Regions from separate parts of the Homo sapiens genome. Here region 1 is linked to region 2. The links are chromatin loops, found by intact Hi-C in ENCODE. Cell type or tissue: PC-9. All regions are shown on one strand. Each heading gives the region's core, and the rest is flanking DNA. Links, peaks and the distances in the headings are about the cores only.

The links. A loop is a pair of places that touch in the nucleus more often than their neighbours do. Peaks named below come from ENCODE experiments on the same cell type or tissue, not always from the same donor. Only the 100,000 strongest peaks of a DNase experiment are listed, where the experiment ranks them.
Region 1: it touches region 2 in a loop (12-fold over the local background); 36 of 110 quality-filtered maps call a loop at or near these places.

The regions. Positions count from the first base shown.
Region 1 is chr6:106,331,359-106,348,145 of GRCh38, reverse strand. No RefSeq gene overlaps it. Among named protein-coding and RNA genes, the nearest start is that of ATG5, 14 kb to the right of the region's middle. In PC-9, for the core only: CTCF peaks have their summits at 8,444, 8,647 (motif pointing left), 12,744 and 12,947; DNase peaks (open chromatin) are centred at 8,585 and 12,915; H3K27ac peaks cover 388 bases.
Region 2 is chr6:106,436,635-106,453,421 of GRCh38, reverse strand. It overlaps CRYBG1 (crystallin beta-gamma domain containing 1), which reads right to left. Exons shown (of 22, transcript NM_001371242.2): 2 at 1,590-1,728. LOC105377924 (a long non-coding RNA gene) reads left to right here. Exons shown (of 2, transcript NR_134603.1): 2 at 1,607-1,926. It also overlaps the pseudogene RNA5SP211. Among named protein-coding and RNA genes, the nearest start is that of CRYBG1, 84 kb to the right of the region's middle. RefSeq lists an enhancer at 5,051-5,552. In PC-9, for the core only: CTCF peaks have their summits at 6,749, 6,951 (motif pointing left), 8,044 and 8,254; a DNase peak (open chromatin) is centred at 8,291.

The DNA of each region.
Region 1 (16,787 bases), core at 5,442-13,441, 110 kb after region 2:
CTGTAGAAATGTCCAAGGATAAGATGTGGGAATTAGCAGCTGCCTGACATGTCAGACCTAGGTGGTCACCATCCTCAAGTAGCTTACCATTGAGTTTCACAGATAAAACAAAGTCTTTTGTAGTTACTGTTTTGTTTAGAGTTCTGCCATGATGGTAGCCTTAGTTGGCCCCTGGTTCTGATTTGGTCTTCCCGATTTCCAGAAACCTCTCTACCGACTGTTGCTGAAAAAGCAGCAGAAGCCAGACAGGCAGCCTTACAGAGGTCATGTTATCTTTGCACAAAGTGAGCTTCTCTGCTGGTTCAAGCTGTAGGAAACAACGAATTATTCTAGTTAATTTCAAAAACCTAGTCTGTTTTAGAAATCTATGTTAACAACCCTAAAAACATGTATTTTATCAAAGAAGTTTTTAACACTGAGTGGAAAGACATTTCCATTGCACAATCTAAAGCCAAATAGATTGCTTTGAGCTAATCATGTGTGTTCAATACGCATCGTTTTACCTAGATGTTTGCTTATAGCTACATAATTTAGTTATTCTCCTATCTACATTCGGTTAAACCTCTATGGCCCCTGGTGATGATATTTTTACAAACATCATTGCCATTAGCCAATTCTGAGTCCCAGGAGACACATGCTAAAATTTTTCTTCTTATCATTCTTATCATTTCTTTGTGTTATTAATATTAATGCTTTAGCAAACAAGACTGCCTAGAGAGAGTGATTTATGAGCTAATTATAGACAGTCCTCACTATGTAAATAAGGCCTGTGTACATAGTTTAGGATTTCTCAAGATGGAGCCAATGTATTAGAAAAATCCTATATCATATTTATTTTAGTTTATTTAATAGTTGGAAATTTTTCCTTCAGTAGCAATTTTTTTTTTTTTAGCAAAGCAAGAGTGATCTAAAGACAAATACAGTAAATAAAGTAGATGATCCACCATACATATTTTTTTTCTGTGGGGGGAATAATTAGCTGAATTTATAAAGTAATGTGAATAGTTTCATTTGTGTATTTCTTTAACTGGCTTTAAAAGCAATTGCAAAAAGTTTTGTCGATGCCTTGAGTAATTACATTATTGTTCAACAAGCATGTGATCTCCTGGAGCTTCAACTTTGAAGGACAACATATTTTATGTTTAATTATGCTTGCTTAAAAATAAGTCACCTATCCTCAAAAAACTAAAAATAAAGCTACCATAGGATACAGCGGTCCCACTCCTAGGTATATATCCAAAAGAAAGGAAATCAGTATATCAAAGACATATCTGCACTCCCATGTTTATTGCAGTACTATTCACAATAACCAAGATTTAGAAGCAACCTAAGTATCCATCAACAGATGAGTGGATAAAGAAAATGTGGTACATGTACATAATGGAGTACTATTCAGTCATAAAACAGAATGAGATCATGTCAATTGCAACATGGATGGAAACAGAGGTCACTATGTTGAGTGAAATAAACCAGCCACAGTAAGACAAACATCACGTGTTCTCACCGATTTGTGGGAGCTAAAAAGACAACTGGACCCATGGAGATAGAGAGTAGAAGGATGGTTACCAAAGGCTGGGATAGGTAGTGGGGTTGCGGTGAGGCGGAAGTGGGAATGGTTAATGGGTACAAAAGTAGTTAGAAAGAATGAATAAGACCTAGTATTTGCTAGCACAGCAGGGTGACTATAGTAAATAATAATTTAATTGTACCTTTTAAAATAACTAAAAGTATAATTGGATTGTTCATAACACAAAGGATAAATGCTTGAAGGGATAGATACCACATTTACCTTGAGGTGATTATTATGCATTGCATGCCTTTATCAAAATATCTCATATAACTCATGAATATATACACCTACCGTGTACTCGCAAAAAATTAAAAAGTCATCTAACTTTAAAGGATATCATCCTAACTTTATATCCTAAAGTTCATTCAAGGCCTTAATTCAGGGATTCGCATGAGCTATAGAGAATTTACAGCCGGGCTCGGTGTGTAATCCCGGCACTTTGGGAGGCTGAGGCGGGTGGATCCCTTGAGGTTAGGAGTTCAAGACCAGCCTGGGCAACATGGTGAAACCCTATCTCTACAAAAACTACAAAAATTAGCCAGGCATGGTTGTGTGTGCCTGTAGTCACAGCTACCCGGGAGGCTGAGGTGGGAGCATCGCCCGAGCCCAGGAGGTTGAGGCTGCAGTGAGCCGTGAGTGTGCCAGTGTACTCCATCCTAGGTAACAGAGCAAGACACAGTCTCAAAGGAAAAAAAAAAAGAACTTGGCTGATTACTACTTTTTCAAGAGAAAAAGGAAAGAGAATTTACTGGCAATTAGGAGTTAACACTGAAAATTTTAATAAATACATCTTTCAGTTAATCAATAAGCATTGCCCAAGGTAGTGTTAAGTGCTTTATGTGGGACCAGAAACATTCTTCAGGAGGTTAAAATCTAGTTCGACACCTAAGACTAAGAAACATCAAATAATTAAGGGATAAAGTAAAGAAGTTGCTGCTGTAAATTTTTATCATTAGTTATTAGTTTACTAATCTAATACATAAAAACTAACAGTAAATTTTATTTTTGTCTTATGTCTTGGCCATACCTTAGTCCACTATTACTCCGCCTTCTTCCTAGCTTGGCCTAAATAACTATAGGACGACACTCATACCTGACACATTCAAATTGCTTGGATGCAGTCCTGTCCTGAAACTAAGATATACATCTACATACCACACAGGCTAAGCATTGACTACCTATGGTAAATTGAGAACATTATATAATTCTTCCAGATGAGTGAGGGCTTTGCAAGAGAGGATGTAATTATTATATGAAGAAATGAAAATAACACTCTCCTTTCTCATTTGCAATGCTTATTAAATTGTATGAATTACATGTTACCAGATTGTTTATTCATATTTGCTTTGTTCTGAAAAAGGATTTGAGACTGTTGAATGAAAATAGGTAACACATAAGCAACGAGCTGTGTGGGTTCTTTTCCCTACTCAGAAACATAGAATATAATTTCATATACTGTAGTAATGGCATAATAAAGTGGCTTAATAAGCAGCCAGTTTCAAACACTGCTTAACTGGCTAGTTATGGGTAATTTATGCATGGGATAATGCAGCCCATCAGTTGCTACATTTATTTAGCATCCAGAGGTTTTGCGTAAATGAATCAATCAATTCAATTTAAAAACTAGTATAATTTATTTCCTCCTACTTAATTGACATTGGCTCTGATGTACCCATTACCTCAATTATGGAATTCTAGATTCAAGTCCATAGTACTGGATCTTGGACAGACTGTCATTTTAAAATAGAATTAAATGAGCTCATGTACCAGACATGGCTAGTTGCCAATACTCATTCTCCCTTCTTCAAAACATTACCCTGATTCTGTTTGAGGTGAGAACACTCTCTAACTAAAAGTACTTGATTTCCCAGCTTGTTTTCCAGATAGAGGTAGTCATTTGGCACAATCACGACCAGTTAGATGTGGGTGAACATCTGTGGCGAGGATTTGCTTCCTTGAATGGAATGGTAAACCTTTGAGAGGAGGAAGTCCTTGGCCTCCATCCTTTCTGTCTTCTTTTCGTCTTCCTTCCTGAGACATGAATGTTATGCCAAAGAAGCCAAACCCATCTTATGGCCCAGAGGATTGCAGGGCAGGAAGAAAGAAGCATTTGGAACAATGACGCTACCATGGGGCCACTACCCAAGCCCTAGACTTCTTGTAATGTGAACAACAACTAAAAATCTAATTTTGGTTGAGTTTTCTGCCACCTGCTGTCAAATTTCAAATACTATAAAGGTGCCCAAAGTGGGTGCCAAAAAAATGTTAGCAATTATGTGAGAGATTCCTAAAGATCAGGAAATACTTTAGGAAAGCTTTAATTAATTAATTAATTAACATGAAAAAGGGGAGTAAGTCTAATAGCAGGGAGGTAAAAACAATGATGTTATTAATATTTATTATTATTTTTTTTTAATAGAGACATAGTCTTCCTGTGCTGCCCAGGCTGGTCTTGAAGTCCTGGGCTCAAGCAATCCTCCATGCTTGGCCTCCCAAACTGTTGGGATTACAGGCATGAGCCACCACACCCAGCCAATAGTTATTATTATGGTTAATTTTTTGAGTGCTTACCATACACCAGGCACTGTGTAATATTGTATATATATATAAATATAAATATGCATATAACATACAGCACATATATAAACAGATGTTTATTTGTTATGTATATATAACATATGTATAATTTATTACTATAACAATACTATAGGGTTGCAACTATTGTTACCCCATTTCATAGGTGAGAAGAATAAAGCTTAGGAAGGTTAAATAAATGTGGCTACAGGCGCATGCCACCACACCTGGCTAAATTTTTGTATTTTTAGTGGGGACAGGGTTTTGCCATGTTGGTCAGAGTGGTCTTGAACTCCTGACCTCAGGTGTTCCACCTCCCTTGGCCTCCCAAAGTACTGGGATTACAGGCATGAGCTGCCACGCCTGGTCAAAACATCCTGCTTTTTAAATGAAGTATCAGATTAAGACATGTAGGCAAAAAAGCAATGTAGCAGCAATGCATGAAGAATAGGTTTATCTGTTAATCCCTAAATAGCTGGTATTTGAGTATCAGGAACTACAGAGACATCTAGAGGGGAAGAGGAAAGGTCTGAAACCGTGGCCAAGAGACGCAAAGCTATGCACTGCCCCTCAGAACTTCATGATGGCAAAGAACAGTTTATTGTGTTGAACTTTTGTTTACACTGATGTGTATATATTAAAATAAGACGTATTTGTTAAAGTGTGGTGGTGGTCAGGAGAATACACTTCACAGATCTTTACTGAGTGAGAGTGATTGATTGAGGGCCCAGGGACTGAGCATGCTGGAGATTAGAGGGCAGTCCTATTCCATGGGACTCCTCTGACTGATGACTTTGGCTTGAGACATCTAAAAATTTCTTGTTGCACCTACCTTAGGCTAAACTGGCTTCTATCCACCTGCTCCTTTGCTCCACTGACAGCTGGCTTTCCCAGCCCCTCCTCTCTCCCTACATTTTCCTTTTCTTTTTCTTTTTCTTTTTTTTTTTTGAGACCAAGTCTTGCTCTGTTGCCCAAGCTGGAGTGCAATGGTGTGATCTTGGGTCATTGCAACCTCAGCCCCCCGGAGTTCAAGTGATTCTCCTGCCTCAGCCTCCTGAGTAGCTGGGATTACAGCATGTGCCGCCATGCCCGGCTAATTTTTGTATTTTTAGTAGAGGCAGGTTTTCACCATACTGGTCAGGCTGGTCTTGAACTCCTGACGTCAGTTGATCCGCCCGCCTCCACCTCCCAAAGTGCTGGGATTACAGGCTTGAGCCACAGAGCCTGGCCTTCTTTTTTTTTTTTTTTTTTCAGGGATGTCCCCATGTTCCCTGGGCCAGTCTCAAACTCCTGGGCTCAAGCGATCCTTCTGCCTCAGCCTCTCAAAGTGCTAGGATTACAGGCGTGAGCCACCATGCCTGACCCCCCTACATTTTCTATCACAGAGACTTCTCCTAGAGAAATATTTGTAAATTTAATCCTGTCCTGGAGTCTGCTTCTGGGAGGACCCAGACTAACATGAGTGATAAATGTCTTCTTAAGAAAATGCCTCCAGTCTAGACTGCTCCCTCAAACTCTAGATCTCTTTAGATGTTACCATAAAATTCCATAAGGATACTTTGCAGGTAATCCCCCACCTTTTTAATAGACTTAGTTTTTCTTTTTTCTTTTTTTTTTTTTTTTAGACTTAGTTTTTCTAGAGCATTCTTAGGGTCATAAGAAATTTGAATAGAAGGTACAGAGACTTCCCATATATCCTCTGCCCCCACACAGGTATAGCCCCCCACTAACAACATTGCCCACCAGAGTGACATTAACCAACTTTGAGCTCTAGGGAACACATGCTAAAAATTTTCTTCTTATCAGTTTTATAATTTCTTTGTATCATTAATATTAATACTTCAGCAAACAACAATGCTTAGAGACAGTGATTCATGGGCTAATTTTAGACAGTCCTCACTACATAAATAAGGCCTGTAGTTTACAACTGATGAACCTACATTTACACATCATTATCACACAGTGCCCATAGCTTACCATAGGGTTCACTCTTGATGTTGTACAGTCTAGGGGTTTGGATAACTTATAATGACATATATCCACCATTCTAGTGTCATGCAGAGTAGTTTCACTGCCCTAAGAGTCACTGGTGCTTTGCCTGTTCATCCCTCCCTCCCTTCAACCCCTGATTTTTTTTTTTTTTTGAGATGGAGTCTCACTGTGTTGCCCAGGCTGGAGTGCAGCCATGTGATCTCAGCTTACTGCAACCTCTGCCACCCAGATTCAAGTGATTCTCTGGCCTCAGCCTCCTATGTAGCTGGGATTACAGGTGCCCACCACCACACCCAGATAATTTTAGTATTTTTAGTAGAGACAGAGTTTTGCCACATTGGCCAGCCTGGTCTTGAACTCCCAACCTCAGGAGATCCAACAGCTTCAGCCTCCCAAAGTACTGGGATTACAGGCGTGAGCCACCACACAGGGCAATCACTTGTCTTTTAAGTGTCTTTATAGTTTTACCATTTCCAGAATGTTGTGTAGTTGGGACCATACAGTATGTAGCCTTTTTGGGCTGGCTTTTTTCACTTAGCAACATACATTTAAGTTTCATTAAATGTCTTTTCATGACTTGATGGCACATTTCTTTTTAGTGATGAATAATATTCTATTTGTCTGTATGTACCATAGTTTATCCGTTCACCCACTGAAGGATATCTTGGTTGCCTCCAAGTTTTGGTATTTGTGAATAAAGCTTCTACAAACATCCATATGGATAGAAGTTTTTGTATGAACACAAGTTTTCAACTCCTTTGTGTAAATACCAAGGAGCCCAATTGCAGGATCAGATGGGAAGATTGTGTTTAGTTTTGTAAGAAGCCACCAAATTGTGTTCCAAAGTGGCTGTACCATTTTGCATTCCCACCAGCAATGAATGAGACTTCCTGTTGCTCACATCCTTGCAGGCGTTTGGTGTTGCTAGTGGGTAATCTCGTTTTGGCATTGGTCTTGGTTAACAGCCTGAACACTAACACCTCAGCCGCCCTCACAAACTCACCCAATCAGTCACTAAAGTCCTTGATTATTCCTCTTGAACATTTCTTCTTTCCACCCTCTTCTTCATCCCACTGCCTTGCCTTTGTCATCATTTCCCAGTTGACTGTGGTAGTTTTTCAATTGCTCCCATTGCCTCCAGAGACATCGCCAGTCAAAACACACTTTATGTTAGCTGGGTGTGCTGGTTTGGGCCTGTAGTCACAGCTATCTGGGACAGTCCTAACTACATAAATAAGGCCTGTAGGTTACAATCGATGAACCTGCATTTACACATCTATCATGCAGTGTCCATAGCTTACTACAGGGTTCATTCTTGGTGTCGTACAGTCTAGGGGTTTGGATAAATTTCTAATGACATGTATCTACCATTCTAGTATCATGCATAGTCATTTTATGCCCTAAAAATCCTTGGTGCTTTCAGGGAGGCTTGCTGCCTCAGGAGCCTGAGGCAGGAGGATCATTTGAGTCCAAGGCTACAGTGAGCTATGATCGCACCACTGCACTCCAGCCTGGGTGACAGAACAAGACCCTGTCTATTAAACAAACAAACACTCACTACGGTCTGAGAAAACTTCCAAAACCACACATCTGGTCATATCATGCCTTTGATTGAGACTTTCCGTGGATCCCCTCTGGTTACAGTGTCTTTAGAACCTTTTTAACATGACCCACTGGAATAAAAACATTCCACATCAGGACTCAATAAACACATTCTTATTCAAGATATGCACGTGTATGCATAATATATATAACTAAAGTAAAAGTTTTATGAAACAAACTTACTCCTGCTACTTGTGATGCACTTTGATATTTTCTATGTTATTCTATTCTGTTCTGTTCTACAAAATTTTATTTAACACAAGAAATTATTGCAAACCACTAAATTAATCTTACAATCTAGTAACAGATTATAACTAATAGTTTGAAAAACCTAGAGGTCTGGAAGATGAAGTCCAAATTCCTTTCCTTGGCTTCTGATCCTTCTCTTGATGTAAGGTTGGACAATAATTCCAGCTTCATTCATCTCACCGGTAAAACCACTGAATGCCTGCTATATGTCAGTTACAATGTGGGGAATTAAACAGTGAGTAATGAATGGCTCAGTGCCAACCAGAAAAGACAGTGCAGCATTCTGTGGGACACAGACCAGCAAAAGTCTATTACTATTCAATGATAAAATGAAGGTAAATACTGTTAAGACAGCACATAATAAGGCGATATTCTTGGGGGAAGTAGAGAGAGCTTCCCGGAAGAAACCTCTAAAGTGACATCTAACAGCTAAGTAGGAATTAATCAGGAAAAAGGGGTGGTGAGAGGTATTGTCCCAGGCAGAAGAAGTAGCCTGTTTATTGGAGGCAAAAGAGGGCATAAGGTTGTACCAGAAGGGTGAGCTTTTTGAAGACTAAAAAGTGATTCATTGTGGCGAGAGACTCAGAGCTCCGGGAGGCATAGGGTAGGAGATGCAGATGGAGAGGTAAAGAACGCCCCCTGGAGGATATTGAAGGCCACACTTCTCTTCCAGGCTTTCAGATTGCATCCCAGGGAGTCCAAGACTCCACAGAGGGGCCTCGGGGACAGAGGGAGAGTATCAGATGAAGGCCAAGCAGGCCAGACTTTCCTTACCACCTTCAACCTAAGTAGCAGCGGCACAAGCATCGTGGCATTTTACATGGACCCGTTTTGAAGACAGTGAAGAAAATAGAGTGGAAGAAGGCAAGACTGACAGCTGTGCCAAACTGGAAGAGTGGCAGCAAGAGGGTAAGAGGACAGGAGCGGGCAGAACTTAAAGTCAGGATAAAGAAAAGACAGCACTGGGGATTTAATTTTGAACAAATCCTCATATTTTACACCTTCCGTGTCTTTGTGTATTTTGTTCCCTCTGCCTAGAGCAGGATTCTTGACCTTATTTAATTATTCATTTTTTTCTTTTGCAATGCATATCTTAGACTGTCTGGGAAATCTAAGAATAATGTATTTAAAGGCATCAACATACACATTGCTACAAAGAAACCCCAATATGTTAATATATAGTTATCAAAATATTAGGAACACAAAGTTGTGTTATATTGTTTCCTTGTTAATGCAATAAATAATAAGGTCTTACAGTGAGCCTTGTAACTACTGTAATTTCAAAGTAGTGAATAGTAAATATTTCAAGGATCTGAATCAACTGCAATGTGAGTTGAATATATCTGTGATTCTATTGGTGACAAGTTACAAATATTGCCAATACTACTCCAGTTTGTGGCCTGAATTTATAATGGAAGGAAATGCTAAATTTCGAACTGGAGGTTACTGAAAATAAAGATGAAACTATTTTCCCAACCAAATCTTCAAATCCTTGAATTGGAACCATGAACCCCTTGGTTACAGCCCTGGCTTAAAAGCCCTTTCCTTCCTTGTCTACCTGTTATATTCATTTAACTTCTAAGGTTTATCTTACATGTTGCTGCTAGTTATTCTTGAAGCTAGATTCTGATGGCAGTTGTATGTAGTTTAATTACAGCCTGTGAGGGACTGCTGCGGTCCTTTGTTTGCTTGTCAGTTCTCTCCCACACTGGAATGTGAGTTCCCTGAAGGCAGAAATTATTTCTGATGTACCTTAGTATCCTGAGTATTTTGCACAGCCTTGCATCAAAAAGCCAATTGAATTAATGGACACACTGTTCCATGAGAACACTAATCACTTTAAATTGCTGGGTAGGGGTTGGAGTGTGGAGAAAATGATACTTTACTTGTATCTCTCTTTCAGTAATACAGAAACTTCATGTTATAGTCAGTGGATGAAAAGAATGTAAGAAAACTGCCTAGAATAAGGCAGTAAACAAAATAAGGGTGCATAAATGGTGGATAGAAGTGTGTGACAAGTAGAGCATGAAAGAATCCCATTGAAAAAAGAGTAGATTTGGCTGGGTGTGGTGGCTCACACCTGTAATCTCAGCACTTTGGGAGGCTGAGACAGGAGGATGGCTTGAGTCCAGGAGGTTGAAGCTGCAGTAAGCCATAATTACGCCACTGCACTGCAGCCTGGGTGACAGAGTGATACCCTGTCTCAAGAAAAAAAAATAAACATAAAAAAAATGCTGCTCGTCCTTAACATTCAAAGACAGCCTTTAGAAACTTATCTCTGCCAATTCTAACAATTAATATATGTAGGCAAATTATCCCACAGAAAGATCCTCAGCGTAACAGTTGTTGATAAAAGTGTCTATTAAATTTTAATTAGTACGTTTTAAAGTAAAAAGAGAAATCATCTAAATGTCCCACTCTATAATTAAATGTGAATTAGATTTTAGAATATTTTATTTAAAAAACACATTGCACCCTGAAAAGACACGAGGAAACTTAAATGCATAGTACTATGTAAAAGAAACCAATCTGAAAAGGTTATATAATGCCTAATTCCAACTGTATGACATTCTGGAAAAGACAAAACTGTGGAGACAGTAAAATGATAACTGATTGCCAGGAGTTAGGAAAGAGAGAGGTATAAATAGGCAGAGCACAGAAGATTCTTAAGCAATGAAACTCCTCCATATGATACTACAATTGTGGATACATGTCATACATTTGTGAGAACCTATGCAACATACAACACCAAGTGTGAACCATAATGTAAGCTGTGGACTTCAGGTGATAATTTTGTGTAAACGCAGTTTCATTGATTGTAGTAAATGTACCATTCTGGTGCAGAATGTCAATTGTGGGGGTGGTTGTGTGCGTGTGGGTGGGGGGATATAGAGGATATATGGGAACTCTCTCTACTTTTTGTTCTATTTTGCTGTGGACCTAAAACTGCCTTAAAAAAATGAAGTTTATTAATAAAAAAAAAAACATGTTGCCCCCTCTTTCAAGTTTATTGTGTAAAAACTTAAAAGTGTGAATCATATTTTTGTAAAGAATCTATGGAGCGATGGGTTTTGATACATACAACATATAGCCTATATATAATATAGTAACCATTTAAAAACTATGAAAAGAAATGCTTTTTTAAAAGTGCCATTTTAGTCAAGACTTTTGCTCCTTCTGAGCTTTTATGACACTTTTTCCCTTGACCACTCCTGCCTTGTGCTTTGCTACATCTCTTGTATAATGCTCTGTTTCCCAGTTTAGGTTGTAAGCAATTCCAAGGCAGATCTGTGACTTAGATCCCTGTATATTTCCCCCCAGCCCTGGGGAAAGGACATTTCTAGCAGAATGAACATGGTAAGCAAAGGCACAGGGATGTGAGGACCGAGCTCAGAGAGAGACCAGGGAGCCAGACAGCTGACGAGAGAGGAGCTGGAAAAGTGGATTCGGGTTAGATTTGGATTTTGTTCTGTAGGCAGTGAAGATTTAGTTTTTATAAAAATAGGGCAGGGGCATAATCAGAACTGTGCTAAAGAAGATTACTCTGGCAGCAGGTTGTAAAATGGATTGGCACAGGGGAGGAGAGGCATACAGTCTAGTGAAGGACATAAAAACAGCAGCTCCTATTTATTGAGAGCTTACTATGTGCCAAGCACTGCGATAAACGTTTTATGTGCATCATTTCACTTAATCCTCACAAGTCCACGAGGCAGGTGCTATCATTTTCCTTATTTTAGCTTGAGGAAAATGGAAAAGTGGAGGCTTGGAAAAGTTACATAAGAGCTAAGTTCTTGTGCATGCGACCTGTTCAGTTGCACAAGGCCTGGCACCGGCTTTCATGCTCTGCTGTCTCCATCTTGAGATTCTTAATTTTTAAACAAAGGGCCCTCGTTTTCATTTTGCCCTGGGCATCAGAAATTATGTAGCCAGTCCTGGTTAACTCATTTGTCTGTGGCCATATAGGTAATAGATGTCAGAGCAAGAATTTAAGAGTTCATATCTCAACCACTCTGCTCTGCTGCACAAGCCGATGATCCAAATCAAACCAATGAGAGAATGTGAGGGAAAGGGGATGGATTTGAAAGAGAATATGAGGCTGGGCGCGATGGCTCACGCCTGTAATCCCAGCACTTTGGGAGGCCGAGGAGGGCGGATCACGAGGTCAGGAGTTTGAGACCATCCTGGCTAACACAGTGAAACCCCGTCTCTACTAAAAATACAAAAAAAAATTAGCCGGGCGTGGTGATGGGCGCCTGTAGTCCCAGCTACTTGGGAGGCTGAGGCAGGAGAATGGCATGAACCTGGGAGGTGGAGCTTGCAGTGAGCCAAGATCGCGCCACTGCACTCCAGCCTGGGCAACAGAGTGAGACTCTGTCTCAAAAAAAAAAAAAAAAAAAAAAAGAGAATGTGAGTTAATATTCACAAGGTTTAGAAGCCTTTTTTTTTTGGAAATTAAAATAATTTTGTTGTGAGAACGTTTTTAGGATTTCACAAGATCTTTTACAATAACCAGATGTTTCCTACTGGGAAACACTATCTTTACATCTTTTTTTTTTTTTTTTTTTTTTTTTTTTTTTTTTTTTTTTTTTTTTTTTTTTTAGCAGAGTCTAGCTCTGTTGCCCAGGCTGGAGTCCAGTGATGCGATCTCAGCTTACTGCAACCTCTGCCTCCAGGGTTCAAGCAATTCTCCTACCTCAGCCTCCTGAGTAGCTGGGATTACAGGCACACACCACAATGCCCAGCTAATTTGTTTATTTGTAGAGACAGGGTTTTGCCATGTTGGCCAGGCTGCTCTCAAACTCCTGACCTCATGTGATCCACCTGCCTGGGCCTCCCAAAGTGCTGGAATTACATGCGTGAGCCACCGCACCTGGCCTATCTTTACCTCATTGAGGGTGCTGTTGGCTGGCCTTGCTGGCTGGGGAGCTCTGAGCTTTACCTCTGGTAGACAGTGACACCTGTTGACAACAACGCATTATTGCAAGAATCTATTTTACTATTTTAGAAATCAGGCTATTTTTATTTTTACTTTTTTTTTTTAAAGACTTGTCCTTCAGTTTTACACTTCCCAGATTATTTTTCTTTCTGATGTTCATTGAAAAAAACAGACTGAAAAACTGCCTGGCTGATTCATCCTAGACTTTATTAAGAGTTTTTTTTGTTTTTTTTTTTAAGAGACAGTGTCCCACTCTGTTGCCCAGGGTGGAGTGCAGTGGTGCAATCATAGCTCACTGTAGCCACAGACTCCTGGGCTCAAGGAATCTTCCCACTTCGGCCTCCTGAGTATCTAGGATTACAGGCAGGCACCATCATGCCCAGCTAATTTTAAAAATGTTTTGTAGTGATGGGATCTCATTGTGTTGACAAGGCTGGTATCAAACTCCTGATCTCAAGCAATTCTTCTGCCTTGGCCTTTCAAAGTACTGGGACTACAAGCGTGAGCCACCATACTGAGCCTGGAGCTTTTTACAGAAAAAAATTCATATGGAAACAGTAAAAAAATCTGATACAAAGATTTTTTTAAGACAATATTAATTTATAGGATGAAAAATTAGAACACAAATCCATAATAGTTATGAGTGTAGGCCAGGCACGGTGGCTCACGCCTGTAATCGTAGTCCTTTGGGAGGCCAAGGCGGGCGGATCACCAGGTCAGGAGATCGAGACCATCCTGGCTAGCATGGTGAAACCCCGTCTCTACTAAAAATACAAAAAATTAGCTGGGTATGGTGGCGGGCGCATGTAGTCCCAGCTACTCCGGAGGCTGAGGCAGAAGAATGGCATGAACCCGGAAGGCGGAGCTTGCAGTGAGCCGAGATCGCGCCACTGCACTCCAGCCTGGGCGACAGAGCGAGACTCCGTCTCAAAAAAAAAAAAAAAAAATAGTTTTGAGTGTATACGTATCTCTAAATAATATTTGGCATATTTCTTTAATTTAACCCTGTGGAATCCATCTGTGTAGACAGGTAGAGAAGATTCAGTAACTGGAGTTATACATATAGTGTCTTATAACACGCTATTTTTCAATGGAACCCTACATTTTATCTGTAACGGTGATAGAATTGCATACGGTGTTGTAGAGTTCACACGGTAGTCACAGAAAAGCTGCTCCAAATTGTGATTTTTAAAATATATACCGGCGTACCTTCAAGATATTGAGGGTTTGGTTTCAGACCATTGCAATAAAATAAAGAGTGCTAAAAAGTAACACAATTCTTTTGGTTTTCCAATGCGTATAAAAATTAATGTTTATATTATAGGTACTATAAGGTAGTCTATTTAGAGTGCAATAGTATTGTCTAAAAAACAAATGTATATACCTTAATTTAAAAATGGTTTAGCCAGGGATGGTGGCTCACACCTGTAATCCCAACACTTTGGGAGTCTGAGGTGGGAGGATTGCTTGAATCCAGGAGTTCAAGACCAGCCTGAGCCACATAGCAAGACCCCATATCTACAAAAAAATTAAAAGTTAGCCAAGCATAGTGGCATGTCCTTGTGGTCCCAGCTACTTGGAAGGCTAAGGCAGGAGGATCGCTTGAGCCTGGGAGATCAAGGCTACAGTGAGCCATGATTATGCCACTGCACTCCAGCCTAGGCGACAGAGTGAGACCCTGTCTCAAAAAATATATATACTTTATTGCTAAAAATTGCTAACCATCATCTGAGCCTTCAGTAAGTGGTAATCTTTTTGCTGTTAGAGGGTCTTGCCTCAATGCTGATGGTTGCTGACTGATCTGGGTGGTGATTGCTGAAAGTTGGGGTGGCTGCAACAATTTCTTAAAATAAGACAATGAAGATTACCACAGTAATTGGCTCTTCATAAAAGATTTCTCTGTAGCATGTGATGCTGTTTGATAGCATTTTACTCACACTAGAACTTCTTTCAAAATTAGGGTCAATCCTTTCAAACTCTGTTGCTGCTTTATCAGCTAAGTTTATGGAATATTCTACATCCTTGGTTGTCATTTCAACGGTGTTCACAGTATCTTCACCAGGAGTAGATTCTATCTCAAGAAACCATTTTCTTTGTTCACCCATAAGATGTAGCTCCTCATCTGTTAAAATTTTACAATGAGATTGCAGTAATTCAGTCACATCTTCAGGCTCACTTCTAGTTACAGTTATTGCTATTTCTACCACATCTGCAGTGACTTCCTCCACTGAAGTCTTGAACCTCTCAAAGTCATACTTGATTATTGGAATCAATTTCTGCCAAACTCCTGTTAAGGTTGGCAACATTTTGACTTCCTCCTATGAATCACAAATGTTCATTTTTTTTTTTTTTTTGAGACAGGGTCTCACTCTGTCACCCAGGCTGCTGGAGTGCAGAGCACAGCTCACTACAGCCTCAACCACCCAGGCGTAAGTGATCCTCCCATCTTAGCCTCCCAAGTAGCTGGGACTACAGGCGCATGCCACCACACCTGGCTAACTTTTTTATTACTTATGGAGATAGTGTCTCATCATGTTGCCCAGGCTGGTCTCGAACTCCTGGGCTCAAGTGATACTCCTGCCTCAGCCTCCCAAATGCTGGGATTACAGGAGTGAGCCACTGCACCTGGCCCACAAATGTTCTTAATGGAATCTAGAATAACGAATCCTTTCCGGAATATTTTCAATTTATTTTGCCAGATCCATCAGAGGAATCACTATCTATGGCAGCTAATGCCTTAGAAAATGTATTTCTTAAACAATAAGACTTGAAAGTCAAAATTACTCCTTGATCCATAGGCTGAAGAATGAATGTTTTATTAGCAGGCATGAAAACAACATTAATCTCCTTGTACATTTCCATCAGAGCTCTTGGGTGACCAAGTACACTATCAATGAGCAATAATATTTTGAAGGACTCTTTTTTCCTGAGCAGTAGGTCTCAATAGTGGGGTTAAAATATTCAGTAAACCGTGCTATAAACAGGTGTGCTGTCATCCAGGATTTGTGTTCCATTTCTAGAGCATAAGCAGAATAGATTTAGCATAATTTGTAAGGGCCCTAGGATTTTCAGAATGGCAAATAAACATTGGCTTCAACTTAAAGTCACCAGCAGCATTAGCCTCTAACAAGAGCATCAGCCTGTTCTTTGAAGCCAGGCATTGACTTCTCCTCTCTAGCTATGGACATCCTAGATGGCATCCTCTTCTAATAGACGGCTGTTTTGTCTATATTGAAAATCTGTTGTTTAGTGTAGCCACCTTCATCAATGATTTTAGCTAGGTCTCCTGGGTAACTTGCTGCAGCTTCTACATTAGCACTTGCTGCATTACCTTGCACTTTCATGTTATGGAGATGGCTTCTTTCCTTAAACCTCATGAACCAACCTTTGCTAGCTTCCAGTGTTTCTTCTGCAGCTTCCACACCTCTCTCAGCTTTCACAGAATTGAAGAGAGTTAGGGCCTTGCTCTGGGTTAGGCTTTGGCTTAAGGGGATATCATGGCTGGCTCAATCTTCTATCCAGACCATTCAAACTTTCTCCATATTAGCAATAAGGCTGTTTTGCTTTCTTATCATTTGTGAGTTCACTGAGGTAGCACTTTTAATTTCCATCAAGAGCTTTTCTTTCACATTCATAACTTGGCTGTTTAGTCCAAGAGACCTGCTTTCGGCCTGTCCTGGCTTTTGATTTGCTTTCCTCACTAAGTTTAGTCATTACTAGCTTTTGACTTAAAGTGAGAGACGTGCATTTTTTTCTTTTTACCTGAACACTTAGAGGCCATTATAGGGTTATTAATTGGCCTAATTTCAATATTGTAGTGTCTCAGGGAATAGGGAGGCTAGAGGAGAGGGAAAGAGACGGGGA
Region 2 (16,787 bases), core at 4,070-12,069:
TAATTTTTTAAATTTAAATTTGGTTTTAAAATTCAATATCTTATAAAATGTTTTATATTTCTGGTACCCTTATTGATATTATGCTATTTTGAGTTACCAAGCATTCTGTATTGAATTTCACTACCTACTTTTGTCATGTTCTAATGAAATATAAAATATAAGCTAATAATCTCTTCATGTCCTTTTTACTGCTTTTCATCACTAAGTAAGCTTTAACATTTTTTAATTGTGGTAAAATACACATAACAAAATCTACCATCTTAACCATTTTTAACTATACAGAACTATGCAGATCAATATATTAACTACACTAACGGTAGTTTAAGTACATTCATATTGTTGTGCAGCCAATCTCCAGAACTCTTTCTATCTCATGCTAAGTAATTTTTTAAACCGTTAATATATGGTATTACTAAAGCAAATGTCTTTTGGGATGGAGGAGAGCATTTCTTTCATGACAAATATATTTCACTATTAACCCTCATTGATCTTATAATAAGTTATAACAAGAAATGTATTATACAACCTTCAGGCCTGGCAGCTAAACTAGCTCTCACTCACCCTGTGACTAAAGATATCATTCTACTTTCCCATCCTGCAGACAAGTAAGTGCATGAGTAATGTCTTTCTACAAGTGAAGGAATGCAGTTAACATGAGTACATTTCTCTATCTCCCACCTTGGAGAAAACTTTTCTTTTAAGGCAATATAATTAAGTCAGAACTTTCTGTACAAGCATCTAGATATTAAGAAGTAACTATTGATAAAATAACTGAAAATGCCTTACAGTAGAAAAAAGCATAAGTGCTTTTTATAGGAAAGAACAATTAATTCCAAATATTGACATCATATTAATCTGTATGCCTTTGCATTAAAGCCCAGTTTGTATAAAAGAAAAAAGGGCGCGCAAAAGGCACCTACAAGGAGGAAGACACCTGAAGGCAGCAAAAAGCAAAGAGTCAAGTTCATTTATTAAGCTCATTCTTTTTTTTTTTTTTTTTGAGACAGTCTCACTCTGTCACTCAGGCTGGAGTGCAGTGGCATGATCTCAGCTCCACCACAACCTCCACCTCCTGGGTTTAAGCGATTCTCCTGCCTCAGCCTCCTGAATACATGGGATTACAGGTGCCCGTCACCACACCCAGCTAATTTTTTTGTTTTTTTTTTTTTTTTTTTTTAGTAGAGTCTGGGTTTCATCATGTTGGTCAGGCTGGTCTCAAACTCCTGACCTCAAGTGATCCGCCTGCCTCTGCCTCCAAAAATGCTGGGATTACAGGCGTGAGCCACCAGGCCCGGCCAAGCTCATTCTTTATTATCATGGTGCTTTGATATATAATGTTATATATGATATATATAATAATTATATAAAAATAGATTACATAATAAATTATTATATTGTTAAATATAATTATATAGAAAATTACAGAATACATATTATATAACATATATTACATATGATATATATAATTTATGATATACAATATATACCATTACTTTTAAGTATGTGTTTCTTAGACAGGCTATCTTACAGTGCTTTAGCTCTTTAAAGGGTTTATTCTTGGGAGTCAAACATTAGAAATGAAGCATTACCTTTTTAAATATTCCAGACTCTAGAAGTAAGGAACCAAGCGCCTCACTGGTGGTGTGGAAGAACTGGGATTCCCCACAGTGCAGTGGAAATTCCTGGGAGTCTCGAACCACATATTTTCCATCGACTACATCCAAAGCTCTGCAAAGAACGGAACCACAGTCATGTCAATACACTATGAACAATGCCAAAATCTCAAGAAACCCAAAGGCATATTTCTCCATGTATTAATATATTTCCAGTCAGCCCAAATAATGAATCATTCTTCAAAACCTACACGGCGTTGTAGATAATTTGGCGCTCTCATAGCACATTTATAAATAAACCTGGATGACTTCACCCTGTGCCTAACTGAATTCTTTTAAATCCTATGCAGAAAACAAATTAGAGATAGATAGAGGTAGACAGAAACTAGATGGAGAGACAGATTTTGGCATGAAAGTAATCCAATTTCATTTTCCAGTTTCCTGGTTGTTCTATGTCGTGGCTTTTAAGAAATAACAAAAAGAAATTTGTAAGTTTCCTGAACACTGGAAATAAAGTGGGAACTGAATCCCAGTTAGAGAAACAATCTAGACTATGCCAGGAAATGGGAACTGTTCCTAGGATTATAATATTTATCAGATTCAAAAGGAATGGAAACTAATAAAGGCAGAAAGAATGTTTTACAGACTCTGATGGTTGCCTACCCCAAAGCCATTCCCTTTATCCAACCCTTCACTGTTCTCCCACCTCCCCCATACACACTGCCTTTGCTAATAATCCTAAATTTGTTCAGCAATTCATCCTCCATATGCCTCAGAGAAAGCTGCTCCCAGCCCCAGTAGTCAGTCGGGATTGCTCTAACCCTGGTGTCCAGTTTCCCTCACCAGTAACTGATTTAGGCAAATGCCCATATGTAACTGTCTTGCTTATGTTACCACATTGATTGATGTCTCCCTGACCCTCTAAAATGTTCATACTTTGCCCTGCTTCTCTGGCCCAGTCCTGACCAATGGGATGTGAGAGGCGTCTGCTGAAGAAATGGGGGAAAAGGTCTTCTACAAGAAGAGAAAGTTTCCCTTTCCTGCAGGCCAGTGTCATGCCTGCATGTGATGAATATGATAGAACATCTTGGGACCATGTGCAGGATTAGCCTAAGGAGACTAGATTGAGGAAAAAGCAGAGAGGAAATACCTATCTCTTGATTTCTTGAAATGAGAAGCAGAATTACCTATCTCTGGAGTTCTTGTTGTGTTAGATAATAAACGTCCTATTCTTCAAGCCATTTTGACTTGGGTGTTCCTTGCTGTCTGCAGTTGAGCATCATACCTGATCCAAGGTTTGGTAGATTTTGTAAGCACAGGAATAAAGATGCCAGAGCAGAATGACAGCTTTGAATGAAGAATGCCAGTAAAGTAGAAAGAGAACTAAAAATGCAAGACCTCAGCATTTCGCAACAGAAACGGAAGCTTTTGTGGGATTTCTACAATGTTGCAAGGATATAAAGAGGAATAGAGCAAAGTGTTAACACTTTAGAAGGGCAGGAAGATCTAATCAATATGGTAATATCAGCAAGGGAGATATAGATGGGCATAATTTGTGGAACTCTATTGTGTACTTTTTTTTTTTTTTTTTTGAGACAGAGTCTCACTCTGTCACCAGGCTGGAGTGCAGTGGCATGATCTCAGCTCACTGCAACCTCCACCTCCCGGGTTCAAGTGATGCTCCTGCCTCAGCAGCTGGGATTACAGGCATGTGCCACCACACCCAGCTAATTTTTTTGTATTTTTATTGGAGACAGGGTTTCACCATGTTAGCCAGGCTAATCTCGAACTCCTGACCTTAAGTGAGCCACCTGCCTCAGCCTCCCAAAGTGCCGGGATTACAGGCGTGAGCCACTGTGCCTGGCCCCTGTACATACTTTTTTAAAAAGTCACTATTGTTTGCATTATATAAAATGTAAAGGTACATTAGCAGCAATATATTTCTTTTTGTTTTTCCTTTAGTTTCATACTATGAAAGTAATACTTGTGTACAGTAAAGACAATATATTATGCCATATATAAACACATATAAAAATACATTTCTACCTGTGAGGCTAATATCTTCTTAGGAATTTAAATACAGTATTTTTGAAGGGAAAGAGAAACACATATAGCTCAGGAGAATTTAAGTAACAACTGAAAAATACCTTAAAGTTGAAATGCTGTCATCGTCTTACCATGAATGTGTCTTACATCAAGACCTATTTTTATTAATTGTTCCAGTACCCTAAGTTAGTGTTCACCTTGTCCTTCTGCTCACAAATATGCCAAAGAAGTAGCAAACAAGAGAAGACTCCTAGGACTTGAAAGCTTATTCCAACTGCTGTGGACTTACACATTGTCAGCCATTCAAGTACTAACCAGGCCCGACCCTGCTTAGCTTCTGACATCAGACAAGATCAGGTGCATTTAGGGTGGTGTGGCCATAGATTAGACTTACACATTGTGAAAAGTCAACCACAAATGTTAGGCAGTCTGCTCCCCTTAATAGTTTTCCTTTTTGGAAAAACATATGTGCCCATTGACTGACTCCAAGTGACAAGAGAGATAAAAGCAATCTACCTGTGCTTCCTAAGCTTTGTATTGTCGGAGACGGGCACTCCAAAAAAGACCTATCTCTTCTTCCTAGATACTTACGTATTACATAATTAAAAGCTGGCAAGTGTAGCCTTTTCTATGTATTTTGCTTGTGATACAATCCCTGCTTAAAACATAGGATCCTTTTGCCTGGAAATAACAGTCCAACTCACAGAAGCCTGATAAAAAACAAAATATATTATCACATATAAAACAAAAGGGGTAGACTGAGTTGGTTTAACTAGTGTATTCCTTTGCTACTGAATTTAGTCACTGCTACATTTCTAGCTGTCACATAGAGGTATGATAATTCCTTCCTGTGTAACTTGCTTAGAAGTGGGGGAAATCTCCTCTAGAAGCCACCTAGCAGGCTTCTTTTCATACCTGCACTAAACCGATCACTGGACCCAACCCTTTGAGGCTGAGACCTGAAGGACACTACTGTGCAGAAATTAGACACCTGAAGAAGCTGAGGTTCAATTAGGAAAAAAGGAGAAGGGAGAGGGTAGAAATGGATGTCGATGTGCATTCTATCCTCTCCCTAGCTTTGTCTTGAAATATGTTCCCCACACTTGCTACACTTTGGGAGAGGTAGAGATGACACATATTTAAGATGGAATTTGAGCTACCAGAGTAGGAACTTTCATAATTTGGGCCTTGTAGCGTGTTGAACCCTGTGAACCTGCCTGCTCTCCTGATTTGGGGGATAAACTAAGTCGACACAGTGTGCTATCCAAGAGTCAGTTCTCTATACTTGGGGTCATGATCTCCCAGATGGGAGGGTACACATGGCCCTGGGGGAAGGCTTAGTTTTTCAGTGGCTAGAGGAGGTGAGGACTATCACAGACAGTTCCAGGGACGGCCCTTGCTTCACCATCATTCTAAAACAGGAACTGCTGAGTGTGTGTGGTATACCCAATAACCTCTGCTTCCCCTTGAGAGGAGGAGAATGATGGGGTGTTGGCTAAATTCCCTTTCCTCGTGACCCAGATCCAGACAGTGCTGCTGTGCACCTGGCCATGGACGCCATGATTTCACAGTTTGCTCCAGGACTTGGTTGGAGGTGAGGCAAGGTCACAGGATGTGTGGGCTGAGTGGGCTTCGCAAACAGAACTCTGCTTCAGGGCAGCTTCTTGCCCAGCCCCGGAAACTCAGGCCGTCCCAGGAGCATGTTCTACTTCCTCTCTAGAGTCAGTCACAGGCCTTCTACTCCTAGCAAGCTTACTGGACAAGTTTGTCTCCTGAAACACAACCTTCACAATGTATTACACAGAAATAATACACTTGAAATCGTGCCAAGAGGTCTCTAAGACCTAAAGCAACTTTGTAACACTATCTAGCATTCATTCTTTCAGCATTTTCTAGATCTTCCATGACATGTCATATATCAAAGCACACAAAGGTGAACAATTCCACTCCCTGCCCTCAAGGATATTAAGGTCTAGTAGACATAGGGGCTTATCGAATGGGCAGAAATATTTTCAATTCCGAATAATGGTTACCTCTGGAACTACACATAGATAAGTCTCCCTAGCCTAAAAGCCAACCTTAATAAATGTTTGCAACAGGAAAGACCAATTGGAAAGTTTGTTAACTTTTCTTTTCCAAAGGGTAATGTTTTCATTATTATTATTTTAATTTTTGTGGGTACATAGTAGATATATATATATATATATATATATATTTATGAGGTACATGAGGTACAAGCATTCAAAGTGTAATAATCACATCATCAAGAATGGGGCATCCATCCCCTCAAGCATTTATCTTTTGTGTTACAAACAATCCAATTATATTCTTTTAGTTATTTTTAAGTGTACAATTACATTATTATCACTATAGTCACCCTGTTGTGCCATCAAATACTGAGTCTTATTCATTCTTTCTATTATTTTTGTACCCAAAGGGTTAATTTTAGTTTTACTCCTGATGAGTAGGGTGTAGGTGGTCATAACAGAGGCTAAGCTTGGCTCCCTGATGAGAAATTTATGTGCCAATGGAAGCACAGTTTCCTTTGTGAATAGTCACAACTGGTCATTTATTAACGACAATAACCTCTTGGGTAAATAACATAAAACAACCGCCAAATGCTATCATATTGGTCTGCAGTCTTAGCAGAGGATAATTTATTAACTTGCTAATTATACTCCTTTGTACCTCCCTTTTCTTTTTAGCACAGATGTTATACTGCCAGAGTGAAAGTTTCAGTGTTAAGTATGGTACTTGATTTTACTCAGACTTAGAAGTAAGTGGAACATTTGCCAATTCATTCAATTATGTTTCCTTTTTATTTGGCTTACTTTAAAAAACCAGATTGCCCCTCTCCCTGGAGATTAAGTTGGTAGCAAAATTAATAACGGCAAGACTGTTTTCCCTTTCCCAAGTTAAAAGAGCCGCATGGCTATTCTCAGACAAATCCCAGAATTGTGAGACCTAAAGCTTATATAAGAAGGGGGCGGGCCTCTTTAATAAAAAGAAAAGAGAATCTCTTACTTTCTCAAGATTGACAGTGCTAGGGCCTCTCCAAAGCCCTTGAAAGTGGCCCTGATAAATCTAGTTCGAGTTTTCCTAATGTTGGTCTACACCACCAAGTTGTTCCTTAAGCATTTAAATATGTGTAGCCTAATATAAGGCAAGTTAAATAAGTTTTTTAATAATTCTTGTTTTATAGTAATGTACATCCAAAATAATAAAATGTAGCATAAAAGTTTAGGTTTAACTATAGTTTATAAGTTATAAATTGATGCTGTACTGCCATCTATTGTCTATCCAAAGAATTATTACTGTGTTCAACTGAGCCTCAGAGTTGTGATTTCAAAGTTACCAAAAAGTGCTTCCACCTGCATTGAATTGAATTATTTCCTCAAGGGAACCTAAGACACCAGATACTAGAACCACTCTTCTGAATTAAGGCATTGGTTGTAACATGCATAAGTTTTCTGGCCACAAAGGAAGGAGAAAACTTAATTCACTAACAAATGGCACTAATAGTGTGCATGGTGTTTCTTTACTGCAACTGCTAAATGGTAGAGAGCAACCATTTACTGAGCAACCTCTTTCCTGCTAACATTAGACCCTGTATTAGATTACGGACACATACCATCAGATAATGCTAGACCTGAAAAAGTCCCTGGTGATTACCTGGTTCAGTCACTTTATTGCAGATTTGAAGAGACATTGTTCCTCAGAAACCATGTGACTGACTGACAGTGTTGTGCCTGCTGGTTACCCATGTACATGGTACTGGAAGCCCAGGCTCACAAAGAGGCATCTAATGACAGTGTGAGGATAGAGCCATGTAAATCTCTCCCATCTCCAGAAATAAAACAAAACCCCACAATCTATTTCCCTTGGAAAACCTAGAATTTTGGATTTACAGAATGGGTTTTTCCTTCAGAAGCAGTGTTGTCTTCAAATTTGTATTTTTTCTCAGCTGAATAAAGGATCAAATATAGCAATGTATACACACAGATTTCAGAGTCATACCAGCCTGGCCATTAGCTATATGATCTTGAGCTAGTTACTTCTTTAAGCCTCAGTTTCTTCATCTGCAAAATGGGAGTGATAAATTGTTAAGAGAATTAAATTAGGTAAAACTTGTAAAATGCTTAGCCTAGTACTGCCATATAGTAGGTTCTCAATAAGTATCAGCTATTGTAATTATGCATATGAATGTCAGTTGACATGTCCTGAATAATAATTTATAAGGAATTATATAGATGGTACTTTGAGCTAGCATATTTATCAGGCTCAGATATGAAAGGAGAATGTCTGGGTTGGAAGATCCCTTAGAGATAATCTAGTGACCCAACCATACCATTTTTCAGATGAGTTCATTGAGGCCCAGAGATATTCATTGTTCAAAGTCACACGGCTAATGACAGAGTTAGGAGTAGAGAACCCACCCAACTCCTCACTCAGAGACTAATTTTAAATTCTCAGTAGATGAGTTTCACGATCACAAAATTCCAAGTTGGATGGGGAAATGAAAATAATTTGCTATGCTCATTCGAGTTTTTAAAATACAAAGCATCCTCAAAGTTACAGGTATGTAAAGGATGCTACACCACTAACCCAAGTATTTCTTGTTGCCAATGGTAATAGAATGCAGAAACTCTGCCATCTAGTGGTTGCACAAGAATATCACTCCTCTACTCATCCTTTTTTGTCCAGTCAGCCTCTACTTCCTGATTGCATTCACCTTCCTGGGCACTTTGATGGTTTTTGTTTGTCTGTTTGTTTGTTTGTTTTGTTGGTTTTTGTAAAGACGGGGTCTCACTATGTTGCCTAAGCTGGTTTTGAACTCCTGGTCTCAAATGATTGTCTTGCCTCAGCCTCCCAAAGTGCCAGGATTACAGGTGTGAGCCACCAAGTCTTTCAAAATGGCAGCCTGAAGGCTGGGAGCCATCTCCCAATATGCTGTGTGGTGCAGAAATGTTTAAGTTCCCCCTCACACCTGACCAGTGGAATGCAAATCATCTCTCCAACAAAGGCTGGAAATGTTTGCCTTAATACTTCTATCTTGTGAAATCGAGGCTTTGGGTGCTACCGAGTCTGTGAAAGTTAAGCAAAATATCTCAGGACCACTAGTATGTTGATTTTGATGATTTCGGATCACTCCACATGATTAACGAACCATGAAACTCGCCCAGAACCAGGCTAGGTTCCACAAGGTTTGGCTTTATTAGCATTGGTCCCAGAGGAAGAAATGATTTCATTCTGGGCACAAGCAAAGAGAAGCCAAGGCCGAGGACCAAACAACCAGGAGAATTGTGCAAATCCCCAGGAGAACTGAGGAACCGAGGTCTGTGCCTCAAGGAACGGCTCGGTTTTATCAAGAGTATTGTGTTTCACGCGTGATTGCACATGCTCTGATTTAGAGAAGCTGAAGGTCATGGCATTTTTTTCAGCTTCTCTTTATAAGAGTCAAGTTGGACAAGTTTTGTTTTCAGTTGTCGAAATACAAAAGAAGATTTTTTTGATTGCTGGAATTTTCCTTTTAAGGCAATTCAAATTCTTATCATCTAATGGCAGAGAAGAGAAAATGTAGCTTTTATTTTGACAGTGTCAATACTCCCCAAAGAAAGACTAATGATCTTACTAAGCTCATGAATAACAAATTAATAATGCAAAAGAGGGTATTTTCAATTGTTAGCCTTTGTAGCACCAAACAAAGCTTCTGGTGATATTACCATGGAGCAGGCAAGGAGGAAAAAGCCTGGCAGAATATGGTTATATTAATGGATACAAAAATACAGTTAGATAGAATGAATAAGATCTAGTATTTCATAGCACAACAGGGTGACTACAGTCAACACTACTTTATTGTACATTAAAAAATAACTAAAAGAAAATAATTGGATTGTTTGTAACACAAAGGAAGGATAAATGCTTGAGGTGAAAGATACCCCATTTACCCTGATGCAATTATTACACATTATATGCCTGTATCAAAATATCTCATGTATTCTATAAATATATACACTTACTATGTACCCACAAAAACTAAAAATGAAAAAAAAATTATGTGGTTATAGGCACAAGGGTAGAGAAATAGTCCTAAAGTACCAGGGGCAACTCTGAGGAGTCATCTTTGAGCCCTCCTGCTCCAATCAATCCACCTCTGATCACTCATCAAGGGGTCCTTTGTCATCGCATTTGAACTTGCTTTGAGGGACACTATAAGATGCAGCCACGTAGAACTCTTGGTTGGACCTATTGCAGGGATGCCAAGAAGGATGTTAGGTACCATCTTACTTAATATCCTTTATATGGAGACTGAAGGGAAAGATTTCTCTCATTCTGAAATGCCAAGAAAAGCTTTTCTCTTTTTCACTCCTTGTCTTTTAGACAATGAGGTCCATGTACTTGATCATGAATCAATTTTAACAATTATATAAAACATTATGAATGTGTGTTTCTGTAAAGTAATTGTTTCTCTTATCACACTATCATTCTTTTAGTGTTCTGATCTGTATTTATTTGCATTGTCAATTGGATGCAAACTACTGTAAATCTTTTAGAGGAAGAAGTGACAGGGAGGCAGTTATAAATACAAGAAAACTGTTTCTTCCACCTCACCAGTATGACATCCATCTACTCTTGTGCATTCCAACCACTACTATCCTACTTCTAAACTTCATTATGTCTTCAGTTTAGTAAGATTCCAGTTATTCTCTGCTACTGAGTGTCTCCTGCAGCCTTTAACCTATTCTAACTTTACAAATAGATTGATCTTCCTGATGTACTGTCTGGTTTGAAAACCAACAGATAGCTCAGCACTGTCTACAGAATAAAGCCCTAACTTCATTGTCTGGTATTCAAGTGCTTTCACCTTCTGGACCCAGTCTAACTTTTCAAATGTAGCTCCCCTACACACCCTATATTCCAGGCAATTTTGTTATATTTTAGCTTACTTATCACTGATGGCTCTTTCTCTCATCTCATCTCTTTAAGGGGCTCCTGGGTATGAGTCCCTTTGTTTCTGCCGTGGCATATAATAACATCTGTCACATCACAGATGCTCTGTAAGAGTTTGCTGGCTGAGTGAATACAAAGCGCTTTCTGCAAAGGTGGTTTGATTCATGAAGATAGCAGCTGCTTGCAGAGCCTGTTGCTGTTTATGACTGTTTCAAATAATGTCAATATAAAGCTTTGGTTCAAAAGCACCTCCTCCTAACCACGATAGTTACATGCAAAACTGGTCTGTTGGTTATTATTTTCCAGAAGTCTGTGGTGATGGCACACACTTTGAAGTTAACTTTATAGCATCTTTAATATGCATCATCTGCCTATTTTGTTTACCTTTGCCCCACCTTAGCTCTCTAGTCCAAAACTCATGCCAGCAACAATTAGTAAGAGTCTCTTAAACTCTGGGGTCCCTAAACAACCTGGCACGAAACTCGTCTGCCTTAGTTAATCCTTCCAGGCACTCAAATAATTATCTTCATCAATCCTGAGCTTTGATGGCACTTACACTGCCGCAATCATCATTACTTCATGGCATTTCCAGAAGCAATAAAGTTTCAAGAGAAATTGTGTAACTCTTCCTTGTATCAAACATTTTTTAGCATTTATTGTATTTTCTGAACTCACAAACACCTACTTTTCTTATAGATCATATACTCTCAACTTTCTCACAGCTATAATTCAGAGGTTTCAAGGCTCTATTCAATATATTCTTTTATATGGTGGTCTATAAATCTTTATAAGAATTGAGTCTTTAAAGGTTACTTGCAAGACCTCTAAAACATTCCTACACATAATATGGTGCTTATAGTAAATGCCTTTTGATAATAATATAAAACTAAAAAAATCATTTTCAATATGAGAGAGATTTCCTTATATTTTTTAGTTTTTCAAAATAATTCTTATGGAGGTTCATTTTTTACATTAATTTTTATAACTGTCAGTTTCATCGTGTTCCACTTACTCAATTTCCAAGCACCTGCTAGTTGTCTGGTGATTAATACAAAATGATCAGTAATTAGTACATAATTCATAATTGTCTGAATCATATCTTTGGCTTCTCTCACTCACCTGCACCAGGTAGGTAAACTCCACAAGGGACCAAAGCTGCTTTAAGGCTTCCTAGACATATCCTTATGTAGCGACTAGAATTGTCATCAAATACCTAATGAATTAGTTCAATTAACTGGTGTTAATGTTTCAAAAGAGAACTCTAATTTAAAATCATTTCTCATGAAAAATCTTTATGTATTAGCAACACGTCAGGGATACAGTTTTGCTGACTGAAGACAATAGAATGGCTGTGAAGCTGAATCTGAGATGGACTGATATTTATCACCTCAGCTCTCATGAATAGAAATTCTCTAAGGTGCAGAGGCAAGCAGAGGGAAAAAGAGATTATCACAGTATCCCTGCTCTCCATCTATCCAAATAAAGTTGTCCTTGCAAAGATGCTAGTCACAAGCTCCAAATGTCAGCTTCAAATTCCCACCCTAAGGGTGTTCCAATACCACTCTAACCTCCTTCTCCCCTCCCTCCACCTCAGACTTCCAGCTGTGGTCAGACAGATTTGTTTGCCCTTCCCATACATACAACTTGCTTCATTATTTATATGTCTTTGCTTGGGTTTTCTATTAATGCTTTTGCCTCTCCTCTTTGTAATCTTTGGCTATCAAATTCCATCAAGTCTAATTTCAAAATTCACTTCCTCCAAGATTTCCCTGATTGTAATAAATCCTGTTTCATAAGCCCCTAAAAGTCAATTTCATGTAGCTGAAATATTACACTACAGCAAAAAGAAAAGGACATCGTTATAAATCACAGAATTGTTTCAATACTAGTTTTTAAAAAGAAAAAGAAAGCAATAAAATGGTGTGAGAAATAGTGTCTATTTTTCTCAAGTGTAGATTATTCTCTTTTTAAGAATAGGGATTATTGAGAAACATCAGTTTCATCAGAAAGAGATGGTGGGTGGAGAATTTTTCACAGGCTGTAACATGACTTTACAGAGCTTTTGTTGTTACCACATGTTGATGATTATTATTTCTAATTTCACATCAAGATTCATGGTTTTTCCCTTTCCGTCACACAAATGCATCACTAGCTTTACTTTTAGGCTTTACAGCCATCAACTGAGTGATAGTGATTAATAATGGAATGAAAGGGGAAACAAAGAATGGAAAGAAAAAAAGAAAGGGGCCGGGTGCAGTGGCTCACACCTGTAATCCCAGCACTTTGGGAGGCTGAGGCAGGTGGATCGCTTGAGATCAGGGGTTCGAGACCAGCCTGGGCAACATAGTGAAACCCTGCCTCTACCAAAAAAATACAAAAATTAGCTGGGCATGGTGGTGTGCGCCTACAGTCCCAGCTACTTGGGAGGTTGAGGCAGAAGACTTGCTTGAACCCAGGAGGTGGAGGTTGCAGTGAGCCAAGATCATGCCACTGCACTCCAGCCTGGGTGACAGAGAGAGACTCTGTCTCAAAAGAAAAAAAAAGAGAGAGAGAGAGAGAGAGAGAGAGGAAGAAAGGAAAGTGCTTCAAATAAGGTGAGGATGTGCTTTAAAGGAAGGAAAATTCTATATGTGGAAATAATGTAGCTGAGGGAGAGTAGAGGGCAGAAGAAGAGAGGCAGCACAGCAGGTGCACAGCCCTGGAAGGGGAAAGCCACCAGCCCCACGTCTTCCCTGGGCTGGGTGCTGGGACTGCCAGGCTTAACACAGGCTTCTTGTACAGCTCTTGACACAGAGAACTGAAGGATGTGCATAATGCAGGGGAGAGAAAGTAAGTGGTTTTGAACTTCGAGGTTCAACATTATGAAATACCATTTTTGTAGGTCAAAACCAGTCAAATATGGCAATTTCATATAGTTGCACCTAGTACTATTTAGTAAGTGTTCATCTAGGTTTTCCGGGAACATATATCAGTTTCTCAATTTAATCATAGGCTTTTTAGGAGCTAAGAACCATATCACCTTCTGTCTCTATAACCTGTACTCAGTGGGTATAAAACAAATGCTTTTTTTTTTTCAGTCAGGGATGATACAAAACAAGTTTTTTTCTTGTGCCACTGGTTGAGGCTTCCAGTACAGAGAGAGTTGAGTCACTAAACCACAAAGCATTCTGTCCCAAGAAAATATTTATTTTGTTTAACAATATTTTAAATTAGGGAGTGTTATCTCATCAGGTAGAATGATGAGGACTCTTGAGTCAACAATCTCTGCTCACAGGAGATTTTTATTCCTGCAGTCAAGACGAAGGTAGAAACTTTCACTTTGTGAAAATTGGGCACAATCTAACACAAAGAACCACTGTATTCATATTCTTCAGTTAAAATATCTTCATATTGTCTTTGTACCAAATTTTAAAGAATATTAACAATAATTCAAAAAGGAAACAAACTTATTTTTTATAAACTGAATAATGGTAGGACATATAAAGATGCTTCTAAAAATGAGAAATTCATAAAATTAAAAAGGAGATAATTAAATTTTATTAAAATTTTCTATTTCACACATTGTTTAAAAGGGAAGAATAAAGGCTATTGGTATTTTTCCCAGCTTTGATAGTTGCTTTTTACTGAAAAGGATCAAAATATTTTATTAGCAAAATTAATTTCCCAATCTGTCATCCGTTTTTTTCTTTAAAAGAAGAAAATCTTAGGTTTTCCTCACTTGGGAACCACTCAAAATATTTTTCTCTTTTTTTTTTTTTTTTCATTTTTTAAGTAAATTGATACCAGGTCTCACTATGTTTCCCAGGCTGGTTTCAAACTCCTGGGGTCAGGTGATCCTCCCACCTCAGCCTCCCAAAATTTTGGGATTACGGGCATGAGCCACTGCACCTGACCATATTTTTCTCTTGTTACCAAATTTAACAGTTACAATTTATGCTACTAGACTTTAAATATGAGAAAATCACATAACTGCAATTACTATTAACTCATTTATTTTTGAAAACCGAAAATATTTGACATCAAACCATTACATGAATCATTCCAATGGATTATTCATTTTGTCCTCTCACTTTCCTATCAATAGTTTATCTGTTTTACTAGTAGAAAAAGGAAGATATTGATCAACCGAAGAAATACCATGCAAAAACTTTGATTCTCTGCTTAAAATGTAAGCATGTTATGGGAAAGCAAACACATATGGATTATGGATTTACTATTTGCTTATAGACAGAGCCACACGCCTGTGACAATGCAGGAGGAGACTGGAGTGACGCAGTGGGAAGCCAACGAGAACACCAAGGATTGCCAGCAGCCATGGGAAGCTAGGAAGAGCAAGGAGGGATCCTTCCCTAGAGCCTTCAGAAGGAGCACGGTCCTGCTGAAACTTTGATTTTGGACTTCTAGCCCCCAGACTGTGAGAGAGAAAAAACTGTTAAGTGACCATGTTTACGGCAACTTGTTATAGCTACCCCAGGAAACTAATATACCACGCTACCCCAACGTGAATGTGCATTCTAAAAGACAGCTTGAGGAGAGGGCAACGTTTAACACAGAGATGAAATAACAGGTATTTCTGGCATCAGTAATAACTCAGAGGAAGAGATCTTTTTAGGGACGCTGGCCTTCAGAGTAGTTTTTAAATGAGGCTTGGCATGTGCCAGTCTCTTCCAGGGAGGTGTAGAATGGGCTGTCTCTTAGTAAAGCACTCTACTAAGCCCTGTGGAAGGAAGAAAGATAAATAAAAAGATGTACATGCCCTTTAAAGTCATCCAGGCACTCCAAAGACACCAAAAGTCCCAACATAAAAAGGTGCTGTCTCAGGAACTAAGAAACCTTGAAATAAAATCAAGAAGTACTGAGAGAGAATCTCTGAGCTAAAGAGAACTGTGTATCTCTATATCGTCCATTCCTTTAAATCCCAGCCAAGTTATACCATATCAAAGATAATTCCTGGTGGCTAAAGAATTAAATGCAGAAACATCAAATCATAAAGATTAGGAGCGTATTATGGCATATTAGAAGGGAAGGAAAACAACTTCCTACGATTAAAAGCAATGAGAGAAATAAAAAAGAAAGGCTAGGTGCAGTAGCTCATGCCTGTAATCCTAGGACTTTGGGAGGCCAAGGCAGGAGGATCAATTGAGCCCAAGAGTTCAAAACCGGCCTGGGCAACATAGCAACACCCTGTTTCTACGAAACAAACAAAAATCAGCTGAGTGTGATGGAGCTTGCCAGTAGTCCTAGCTACTCAGGAGGCTGGGGCAGGAGGATTGCTTGACCCCAGGAATTTGAGGTTACAGTGAGCAAACATTGTACCTCTGTACTCCAGCAGCCTGGGTGACAGAGTGAGATGCTATCTCTTAAAAAAAGAAGAAGAAAAAGAAAAGAAGAAGAAAAATATTGGTAGTTTTACTATGCAAAAATAAAAATTTCCATACATTAAAAAATTAAAGGCAATAACAAGCCAAGAAAATACTTTCAGCAAATATACCTGATGATTAGTTAAGAGCCATGCTAAAGAAACCATATAAATATATAAGAAAAATATTAGCAAACCCAATGAGATGAACAAGGGAAATGAAAAAAATAAAGCATTTGAAGAAATAAAGGGTTAATGAAAATATTTTCCCAACTTCAACTTCCCTATATGCAAATTAAAGTAACAATAGGATACAATTTTATTTGTTTTGTTTTTAGAGAAGTGGGTCTCTCTGTTGCCTAGGCTGGAGTGCTGTGGCTATTCATAGGTGCAATTATAGTACACTGCAGTCTCAAACGAATCTTGTGCCTCAGCCTCCCAAGTAGTTGGGACTACAGGTGTGCACCACTACACCTGGCTTGGGATACAATTTTAAAATTGATAATGTCCAATGGTTTAACATACTACTCGGGGGTGGGGGGGGTTATATTAATTGCTACAGTCTTTTAGTAAGCAATTTATTCATACTTATCAAGAGACTTAAAATGCTACTATACCTATCCCCTATAACTCTACTTTTAGGAAATGATTTGAAGGAAATAATTTTCAAAGCATTCAAAGATCTATTTATAATATGCTTATGGTAATATTATTTATGATAACAAAATTTGCAAAAAACCCATTCAGGTAATGACTAAGTAAATTATTGCATGTCCATATTATGGAATGCCATTTATCCTTTAAGTCATGGGGGCAAA